Linked DNA regions of Homo sapiens: region 1 is linked to region 2. The links are chromatin loops, found by intact Hi-C in ENCODE. Cell type or tissue: PC-9. All regions are shown on one strand. Each heading gives the region's core, and the rest is flanking DNA. Links, peaks and the distances in the headings are about the cores only.

Region 1 (5,387 bases), core at 317-5,316, 88 kb before region 2:
AGGGCTGCCCATGTAGTCTTCTGGTCTGTGGCCCCTGGAGGAAGAGGCAGAGGCAGACCCAAAATGTAGATCACGCAGTACACAAGTGGGTAATGGGCTGAGCTGTGTGTTGAAGCAGAGACAGGAAGAGGCGGCCTGGGAACCTCAGTTTCTTTTTGCCTCCTTAGTGATCCTAATAACCTGGAATATTAATAAACTTATGTCCCTCACTTTCAAGATGCTGAAAATGATTATGCTTCTTTTTTTTTTCCTCCTAGCTTTCAGAGAGCTCATGGAAACCAAGCCTGTTTATTTGAGATTTTTCTGTTGCAGGGTAGGCCAGACATGAATTTCCTTTCATGTGATATTTTCTGTGGTCTGTGTTATTTAGTTCTTCCTTTGTTTTCTTGTGCTTTGGTGTGAAGAAAGAAGATGCCCTGTTTATAAAGCCTTGGTCTTTCATGTATCATGCATTCTTAAACTAATTCCAGTTGCTCTGACCCTTTGAGATTTTAAAATTGCTTTGTTCCGGTTTTTAAGTACTTTTGAAATATTAAAAATGTTCATGAGGGAGTGGGTCATGGGAAAAATTTCCCAGGGTTGTTTGTTCTTAGAAAATTGTGAATTTGCATGGAGAGGTTTTATGCTGGGTTAAATTCTGCCAGGTGCATTGGTCACTTGAACTTGAGTCTGGTTCTTTTGATATTTAAATCCGTGTTGTTATGGCATAAAGTGCAGAGCTGGAACCTCTTAAAACTAAATGCCTGCTATGTTGAGCTCTTGCCCCATTGTCCCATCAAAGAAAGGTCTTAACCAGTACTTGGGTTTGCATTGAGGCACCATGTCAATAGTGAGGATCAAAAGATTGGTCTGTTCTGTTTTTTGTCTTTGAACCAAGACTTTCCAAAAAGAACATAGACTTGTTTTGAATATTGCCGCCTCTGGGTGTGAGTGATTATGCAAGTCAGTAGCATTTTTGTTTTTTTGTTTTGAAAAAACTGTTCAACATAGATGCAGAGGTAAGAAATTGCAAGAAAAACAAAAACACTTTTTCAAACTTGTACAAAGCCATCTTTGAATGCAGGTGGTCCTCAGTTTACAAGGAGTTGTAATTCTTCCTTCATCTGATGAAAGACACCACTATCCACCAGTTACCATTTGAACACTTTCCATGATGTATCCTTCTCATTTAACTCCCAGATGCAATGAAGTGCCAAGCCCTCTCAATTCTATCTTAAATTTTATCTGGTATCTCTTAACTGTGCTGTGGGCTGCTGCAGTCCACAGCTCCAGTTGCGGCCTCCATCATGTTTTGCCTGGACTGCTGCAGCTGCCTCTGAACTCCAGTGCTCTCTATACATTGGAACCTTATGTCAGTGACCTCCTTAACACCCTCCAGTGAATTCTCATTATCCTTGGAACTCCTTAATAAGGAGTTAAAAGCCAGAGTCCTTAAGACATCAAGACCTTGCCGCAGGAAACCTCAGCCTCCATCTCTAGTCTAGAGTACTAGCTTTACCTACCCCCGACCCCTCACCATCTTCCAGACACAAAAAACTTCTTCCTGTACTTCTTATTGGCTAAGTTTTCATGACAATAAGCTTTGACTACAGGGTATGTCTGATGTCTAGCACACTTTTTCCCCTTCTGCTCCTTCACTTTTGTTTGGGTAACTCCTGTGTCTTCTTTTGGTTTTAATGTCCTTCCAGAAGCTGTCTAACCCCTAAACTGGATTAGGTCCCCTTGCTGTTTCCATAGAACATTTTACATCTCCAACATTTCACTTATTACATTGATTTGCCTTTTCTAATAGATTTCAAGCCCCATAAGGGCATAAATATGTCTATCTTGTTTCCCACTGTATCCCAATACCCAGCACACAGTAGGATCTCCCGTGTTTTTGAATGAATGTGGTCCAGATCATTCCCTTATTATTACTTGTAGTAGTGCTTAGCACACAACCTGTGAATGAATTTCATTCCTTTAAAGGGAGTTTTCAAAAACCATTCTTGTTGATTACTTTGCTTAATTGTACTAAATATGTATAAACATGAAATTATATATATATATATATATATATATATATACTTTCTGTGCTTATAGTTTTTATAAAACTATTAAACATTTTAAAATCGCAAATACAAATAATATATTAAAACCTTTGAAATTTAAATTAATAAGATGAATGCTTTTTTGCCAACACTAAATCACTTATGTTGATTTTTTAAAATATGAAGTTGTTCCATTGGGTCCAAATATGTACTTAAGGCATATGAGTCTTTTGACTGATAGTAGTAATGTAGAGAATACTTATTTGCATAAATAAGTTATTCAGAAGCACATTATGAACTCGAAAGCCTTGCTTGCTAGCTCAGGACTATCAGAACTTATCAGATCGTAAATCTGCCAGTGAATAGTTCTTTAGTTACAATTTTAATGATTTTAATGACTTACAACTTTTTTGTTAGAGCTGTAAATGTCCTGTTCATTCAAAGATGATGTTACCATTTCAGAATTACTGACATCAACTCCAAATATATATCTAATTCAACTATTGGCAGAATCAGGAACAGGAATATGTTTGTAAATTTTAGTTCTTAGAGATATGGAAAATTTTTAAGGTTTTCAGCATGCAGCCAAGTGTCAGACTGTTGAAGGAAGTCAATAGATTATAGAAATGACTCATTCAGATTATTTTGAAAACAACTTGAACAGAACTTTTTGTTATCATTGCCTCCTCTTTATAATTTTTGAATTGCTGAAACAAAACCTTTGCTCTACAATACCTGCATGTGTAGCACATACCTTCATGTCATTTGACCTTCCCTTGGTGTGTTTCTGCAGATTATGTATCAAGTCTGCCTCTGTCCTTTCCTCATCAGCCTGAAGCAGTTACTATAGTACATTCCTTCACTGTTTGTCATTTTATGGTGCCATGAAATTAAAGTCTTGCTCAATGACAGTCTTAAATTACATTTTATCATTGCCGTGTGTGCTTATCAGCACCCCAGGAGTACTGATCACTGATGAGGAATGCTTGGTGATGTGGCAATTATAAATACACACTTGGGCATGGTATTGCTAAGGGGGTCATTCGGATGGTCCAGTGTGCATTTATATCAGTTTCCTTTAGATTAACATTAAGATGAAAACACAAATTGAAAGATTATTCTGGAGAAGTCATAGACTCTTGAATGTGTCGGTAGTTTTTTAGAGATCCTTAGACCCCTGTTTGAGAACACTTGCTTACAGCATTCATAGACTGTGTACAAAAATACAGCCAGATTATTGTGTTTCTGGAAGTGTTCTGGCGTTTCTAGGCCATTCCTTTAGTTCTCTACTTTTCTTTAGCCTTTGAGCCTATCCCTACATCTTAGAAAACCCCTTCTTGGTGAGAGGAATGTCAAGCTTTGTTTTCTGGTCTCACGAAGGCCCGATAGGCTCTCTGTTGGGGTCTCTCTCTGGCTATTTCTGGTTACCTAGGTAACCCTGCAGCCCATCCCCTCAGGAGCATGGAGAATACACACCTGTTGAGGAGGGAATAGAGAGAGCAGGGCAGCAAGGAGAGTTAAGGGCGGCATGAGGATTTCAAGTGTATCAATCAGATAGATACTTACACTTAACATTAAAAGGAAAAATCGGTGTGATGTCGACCCCAAAGTCGAAGGTATTTTATTAAGCCAAACATCATCAGGGTAGCAAGTCACTTAGTATTTGTGTATTTTTTTAACTGTTTTATTGAGATATAATTCATATACCATACAATTGGCCCACTTAGAGTGTATAATCCAACAGTGTTTGTAGTACATTTAGAATCATGTGACCATTACCACATCAATTTTAGAGCATTTTATCACCCGAAAAGAAACTCTGTCCCCAGTTAACATCATTCTCCATCCTTTTCAGTCTCACCAGCCCCTGACCAACATTAATCTGTAGATTTGCCTATTAAGGACATTTAGAATAAATGAAATAATACAATATATACTTTTTCATAAATTATGTAGTCACTTTTTGACTGGCTTCTCTCATATTTTTAAGGTTCAGCTACACTGCAGCATGTGTCAGTATTTCATTTCTTTTTATTGCCAGATCATATCCCATTGTATAAATATGCCAGATTTTAAAGTGTACCATTCTGTAATGTTAAGTATATTCACATTGTTTTGAAACAGATCTCTGGGACTTTTTCATCTTACAAAACTGAAACTATATACTCCACATTTTATTTACCCATTCTCATAGATTGGGTTGTTTTCCACATTTGGGCAGTTGTGTATAATACTGCTGTGAACATTTGTATGCACGTTTTTAGGTGGAGATATATTTTCATTTTTCTTGCGTGTATTCTGCCTAGGAGTGGAATTGAAGGGCTAGTCATCTGGTTATTCTTTAACATTGTGAGGAACTGCCAAGCTGTTTTCCAAAGTGGCTGCACCATTTTGCATTCCCACCAGCAATGTCGTTTTTGATTTGCATTTTTCTAATAACTAAGGATGTAGAACATCTTTTCATGTGAAGACATTTAATTAAAATGTTTTCCTTAAAATAATGTTTTACTAGATTCTCAGGGTTATAACTTAGAAAGGAAACATCCTTTTAGAATTCTTCAAGGATACTAATTGTAACCCAAATTATGAGGATTGAAAGACAAAGAGTAAATGGCTGCCCTCATTGTAAGGACTGACTGTTGGCAGGTTAGGTTTTAAGTAGAAATGGTTTAGCAGTCTCATTTTCAGGAACATACTAAATGGAGTCCTGAACTGGGTTATCTGTGATAAGCAAAGGAGGAAAGAGAAAAAGAGGCAGATGGGCCAATGTAAGCCATTCCCTTTCAAGATGCTCAATTACTAGCACAATCAAGCCAAAGAATGGCCTTCAAATGATGAGAAAATACATAAGCCATCTATACATTTTCTAGTACCTTGTTTGGTGTCTGGCACAAAATATTTATTCTGGGTTTTGAAGAAGATAGAACCTTGAATGCAGCTGACACACCAAGATTTTGAATCATAAAATGTAAGGATTAGAAGCTAATGATTCCCACAGGAAACATTATAATAAGTAAAAACAGGCTGCGCAAACCGTCCCTGGGTTAAATTCTTAAAGCTACTGGGCTCCTTCAGATTATGCAAATTTCTTCAAAACTACATCTGATCTCTCCCATGATTCCCTCAACACATGCATGAAAGGTATATGTGAATTCCATGACACGAATGAGGTTTATTTATGTAAATATACCTCAGCATATTCCCCCACCCCCCACCAAATAAGGCACATCAATTTTTTACAATAATAAAGAGCTAATTGTTGAGTTCTAACTATATGCCAGGCACGTGCTAAGCAGTGTACATTGTGTCATTTAATTGACATAGCAACTCGATGAAGTTGATCCTACTCTTATTCCT
Region 2 (5,387 bases), core at 153-5,152:
CAAATATGGCCAGGCAGGGTGGCTCACGCCTGTAATCCCAGCACTTTGGGAGGCTGAGGCGGGCGGATCACAAGGTTGGGAGTTCGAGACCAGCCTGGCCAACATGGTGAGACCCCCCCATCTCTACTAAAAATACAAAAAAAATTAGCCGGGCATGATGGCAGGCGCCTGTAGTCCCAGCTACTTGGGAGGCTGAGGCAGGAGAATCGCTGGAACCTGGGAGGTTCAAGTGAAGGTGAGAAAGAGAAATCAAGAATGTCAACTAGATTTATGTTTTGATCAACACATACCAGGTGACACCATTTCCTGAGAGGTAAAACAGCAACAACAAAAATAACAACTTGTATTTCAGACAAATAGAAAATTATGAAGAATAACTTAACTTCTAAAACATTCATTTGTATGTATGCTGATGCAAATTTCATTTAGAATCTGACGTTAAAATGAAGAGAGAAGGGCAAATGCATCTAAGACTTTAGAATATTTTTGGTAATAATGTGTTAGGTAAGAAAAGAATATCTGGATAAGCGATGTAACTACTCTGGCAAATGATGTTTTACATTATAATGCAAGTTAAATAGACTATTTTGCCTATGCCTGGAATTTTCCAGTGGAGGTAGATGATTTCTTAGAACAGGGATGAGTGGAAAGTTAGGGTATTTCTGAAGACCCACTAGTGAAATAGCAGTGTTTCTCCCTCAGAGATTGTTCCCTTTTTGATTCCTATGACTAATTCTGTCATTTGCAGGAGTTTAAGAAAAAGTTACATTTTTTTTCCAGCTATGTCTCTAACACATTTTTCTGGCACTGTTTATAAGCTCAAATTTCCAGTTGAAAGGATGGTTAAGATTGAATTACTCTTCAAATTCCTTTTTCCTTTCACAGTTGTTTTTCCTTGACGAAGTCTCTTTGTCACTATCAAGGTTAAGTGAAGTCACTATTGAAGGAAAGAACAGAAGGAATTTGGAATGCTTTTCCATTAACTTCTGAACCACAGTGACTTATTCCTTGAGAATCTCCAGTAAGGCTTAGGGTCTTTCGGATAAGTCATTTTGGAGAAATGTTTTCTTCTTTTGCTGTTAGGTTGACATGGCAAAAGAAATAATATTATTTGTGTTAACCTTTGTCCTAGTATGTTATTGCTCAAAGCAAGGTTGTAGATACCATGAGAATTATGCCTAAATGATACAAAATTGCATTTTCACCACCCAGTACTGCACATGGCAGATATTTGGTAGGCATTAGTTGAATTACAAATTCCAAGAATCTGCTAGAAATCGTAGATTGGTTCCTTTCATCTTGCAGATAGCGTGATGGAAGAAGAGGAGTTGAAAGCTTTTAGCTCCTAGGCAAAAAGTCACATGTTGTTTAGAAATCTCACTATTTCCTCTGAAATTGAAGGCATCATATTTTTAAGGACATTTTGTAGAGCAAGGCCCTGAATCTGAAACCACCTTTGCAGAGATTATGATAGCGAGACCAGTCTAGCATGGCTGACTCCATCTTGCTTCTAGCCTCACAGCCTGGCTGTCTTTCCTCATTGCTGGGCATAGACCAAGCTAACCATGGGAGGAATTTAGTCATATAGTCATAGTTTACCTTTTTTTTTTTTTTTTTAACTAAATAGGGATGAGGTCTTGCTATGTTGACCAGGCTGGTCTCAAACTGCTGGTCTCAAGCCATACTCCCATCTCGGCCTCCCAAAGTGCTTGAGATTACAGGCATGAGCCACCACTCCCAGCCTATAGTTTAACTTTAAAGCAAGATGATAATAGTCCTTTTCTAAAAGTAATCTCTTTATTAACAGACTGAAACCACCTTTGTAAGACTGAGAGACCACAAGATTAAGATTATGGGAGGGGCCTGAATTCTGCTAAACTACAGGCATATTTTATATAATCCTTACTGCTCAGGAGTCATGTGGTCAGAGTCATGTGGTCACAAGATTTGTGACTTCCCCAGTTGCTCATGTAGATAACATCACTAATGTAGAACCTAAAATTGGTCTTTTGAGATACTTTTCAGATTTTTACATTCTGGCAACTGATTGACCTCACCCAGACCTGAGGCTCAGGCTTCAGCCAGTCCTGTGGCCCCACCCAGAGGCTGACTCAGTGCACGTAATTGTTTTCCACACCCCTGTGATTTCATTCCTAACCTATGAGCAGCACCCCTTCCCTTGCTCCCTACCCACCAAATTATCCATAAAAACCCTGGCCTCTGAGTTGCTGGGGAGACTGATTTGAGTAATAACTTCAGTTCTGCTTGGCTGGCCTTGTGTTAATTAAACTCTTTACTGCAATAATACTGTCTCAGTGAATTGCATTTACCTGTGCAGTGGGTAAGAACCTGTTAGGCAATTACAAATCCATAAACATAGCCTTTATAATTATCTTGCTAATTCTGTATGCAAACTTCTTTAAAATTTTTTAAAAATTATTTATTGTTTTTATTTTACTTTATTTTATTTTTATTTTAGAGAAAGACAGGATCTTGTTCTGTCACCCAAGCTGGAGTACAGTGGCATGATCATAGCTCACTGTAACCTTGAACTCCTGGACTCAAGCGATCCACCTGCCTTAGCCTCCTGAGGAGCTGGGACTACAGGTGTGTGCCACCACACCTAGCTAATTTCTTTCTTTCTGTCTTTTTTGGAAAAAACAGGGTCTCGCTATGTTGCATAGGCTGGTTTTGAACTCCTGGCTTCAAGCAATCCTCTCATCTCAGCCTCCCAAAGTGCTGGGTTTACAGGCATCTGAGCCACCCCACTCCAGTTATATGTAAACTTTCAAGTTTCTATTTAGTTTGCTTGGCAGGATAAGGGAGATCCTCCCCACCCCCACTCCATCTAGGGAGAGCTTTTAGGATAAAAAAAACTCTGTGGTAGGAAGTAAACAAACATTCTCAACTGACAGACTTTTGAACTGAAAAGGGCCAGGAAGACAACAGAAACTCCTTTACCACAATGATATAATAGGGTGAAGTGAAGAACATATTAATATGCTGGGAAAAAAAAAAAAAACCCAGGCATGGGGCTAGAGTACATGCCTGTCATCCCAGCTACTCAGGAGGCTGAGGCAGGAGAATCACTTGAGCCCAGGAGTTGGAGGCCGTTCTGGGCAACATAGTGATATTTCAGCTCCAAAAATTTAAAAAGCCTGAAAAATACTTTGCTCCTGTGTTACTGACCCCCATTGTCTTTGAAAGATGAGCAATACTGATTATGGGGAAATATTTGTCCTTAGGTATTTCAGGAGGAAATTGGCCTCAGCCATCAGCCCTCACTGCCCAAGGGGGAAAAGCATTTCAAGAAGTTCCACTACAGGGGTAGCCACATTCCTCCCACTTTAGAGTCAGCAGAAGGATAAGCCAAGGGAATCTGCCTTTAACACTCAGCAGAAGCCCAAGGCATTCATCTTTGCACTTCATAAGAAGAGACAGCAGCAACTGGGACCACTTTCTCTTTTTGAGAATGGGACTGATTTCTGAGGCAAAGGGATGGGATCATTAGAAAAGGAATCTCAGAGGGAAGATCGAAGAGGAGGACAGCAGAAACCTGAGGAGACAGAGAGCAAGGTAACAGCCATTTGGGATATCTTGTAAAGGTCTAAATTGTGAGTCCTTGTCCCGTCTGCTCACCTCCTTTCCTCATATGGTCGTAGGGAGCAGGTTACTCAGAGAGGGTTATAACTGTTGGTCCTCCTCTTCCGAATGATTTTGCAATGCTTATCTACATTTTTTTGGAAAAGATTAGTGTCCAGAGGGTGTTTGAGCTTGCGGAAATGGATGCATATGTGTTTGAGAAACAAATATCCTGATCAGTTGGTGGTCCCTAGCAGAGATGGGTCCGAGAGGGTTACAGGCCAGACTCCCCCCCATAACTAAGATAAGGAGGAGTTTACTGGTGTTGGGGCTCAAAACACAGTGCCCTAAAGTGTGGTGCTTTGGCATGCTGAGTACTTTGAACTGAAGGAGATTGCAAGGGCCTCAGAAGCAACATATTTCCGACCTTCTCCCACCCTCCTATCTCCAGACTCTCTTTCTCCCCTGAAGCAACTCATAAAACCAGAATAAGTCTTCCTCAAGATGGGTCATAGAAATTCTAACTCCTCTCCCCTGAAGCAGGCCATAAAACCTAGAAATGTCACTCTCTGACATTCTCCCCTCTTCCCTGAAGACCTTCATGTGACAAGTGTCTTGTGCTATACCCAGAGCTACATAGGGGGCCAAGAAGAAGCAGAACAGACAGGCCTTGCTGCATTCCCCTCAGTTGATTACCATTATTGCAGCATACCCTTGTTGTCCAATCTCATTTCTACGTGACTGTCCATTTGTCAGCAAACCTAAGCATAAGAATACCCAGCTTTTCCTGGGTCTTTGGTTCTTCATTTCTGAAGTCTCCCATGTCATTTAAAACTTTGTTAAATAAATTTGTCATGCTTTTCTCTTGCTAACTTGTCTTTTGTTATAGAAGTGTCTGCCATGACCATTGTGATGAGTGACGAAGGAGTATCGTACCTGTTTGTCCCTCCACAGGCTAGCAGATGACTCGCTAATCGTAGGAGACAAGCTATCTCCTTTGCCTTGACTAAACCTTGAAAACTAGCAAAACTCATCCACATAGCAGAATAGGAAGGCATTCCTGACACACCTGGGTCACATGAGATTTAATTGTTTTTATTACAAGGCCTTTTGTGAGGTCTTGCAAGCAGTGGGGAAATTACCAACTGGACTACTATTTCTTTCACAAATGCTAATTAAATGCCTTTAGGTGGCAGACTCTTTTCTTTTTTTTTTTCTTCTTGAGACAGAGTCTCACTCTGTCGCCCAGGCTGTAGTACAGTGGCAAGATCTCTGCTCACTGCAAACTCTGCCTCCCGGGTTCAAGTGATTCTCCTGCCTCAGCCTCCTGAGTAGCTGGGATTACAGGCAGGTGCCACCATGCCCGGCTAATTTTTGTATTTTTGGTAGAGACGGGGTTTCACCACACTGGTCAGGCTGGTAGGTGGCAGACTCTATGTCAAGTTCTATGCAAATTAATTGTTTTTGGTCTCTGACCTTAAAGATCTCATAATCTACTGAGGAAGACAACCATGAAGAGATAATTCAATTTAATTCAATTGGATTGAAGAAAAGACTGAGAAACAAAGACTGGTCAACATAGTGAGACCCCGTCTCTACAAAAACTAAAAAAAAAAAATGAGCCAGGCACAACAGTATGCACCTGTAGCCCCAGCTATTTGGTAAGCTGAGGCAGGAGGATTGCTTGAGCCCAGGAGTTTGAGACCAGCCTCAGCAACATAGTGAGACCCTGTCTCTACAAAAAATTTAGCCAGCTATGGTGGCATGCATCTGTAGTCCCAGCTACTCAGGAGACTGAGGCAGGA

What was found. A loop is a pair of places that touch in the nucleus more often than their neighbours do. Peaks named below come from ENCODE experiments on the same cell type or tissue, not always from the same donor. Only the 100,000 strongest peaks of a DNase experiment are listed, where the experiment ranks them.
Region 1: a loop joins it to region 2, with 7 times the contacts of the local background. A loop is called at or near these places in 3 of 110 quality-filtered maps.

Annotation. Positions count from the first base shown.
Region 1 is chr1:89,863,295-89,868,681 of GRCh38, forward strand. All of the region lies in intron 2 of LRRC8D (leucine rich repeat containing 8 VRAC subunit D), which reads left to right. Among named protein-coding and RNA genes, the nearest start is that of LRRC8D-DT, 44 kb to the left of the region's middle. In PC-9, for the core only: no CTCF peak of the experiment used is centred there; a DNase peak (open chromatin) is centred at 2,907; H3K4me3 peaks cover 1,130 bases; H3K27ac peaks cover 4,155 bases.
Region 2 is chr1:89,951,293-89,956,679 of GRCh38, forward strand. No RefSeq gene overlaps it. Among named protein-coding and RNA genes, the nearest start is that of ZNF326, 41 kb to the right of the region's middle. In PC-9, for the core only: no CTCF peak of the experiment used is centred there; DNase peaks (open chromatin) are centred at 2,129, 2,869, 3,279, 4,189 and 3 weaker places; H3K4me3 peaks cover 1,966 bases; H3K27ac peaks cover 4,937 bases.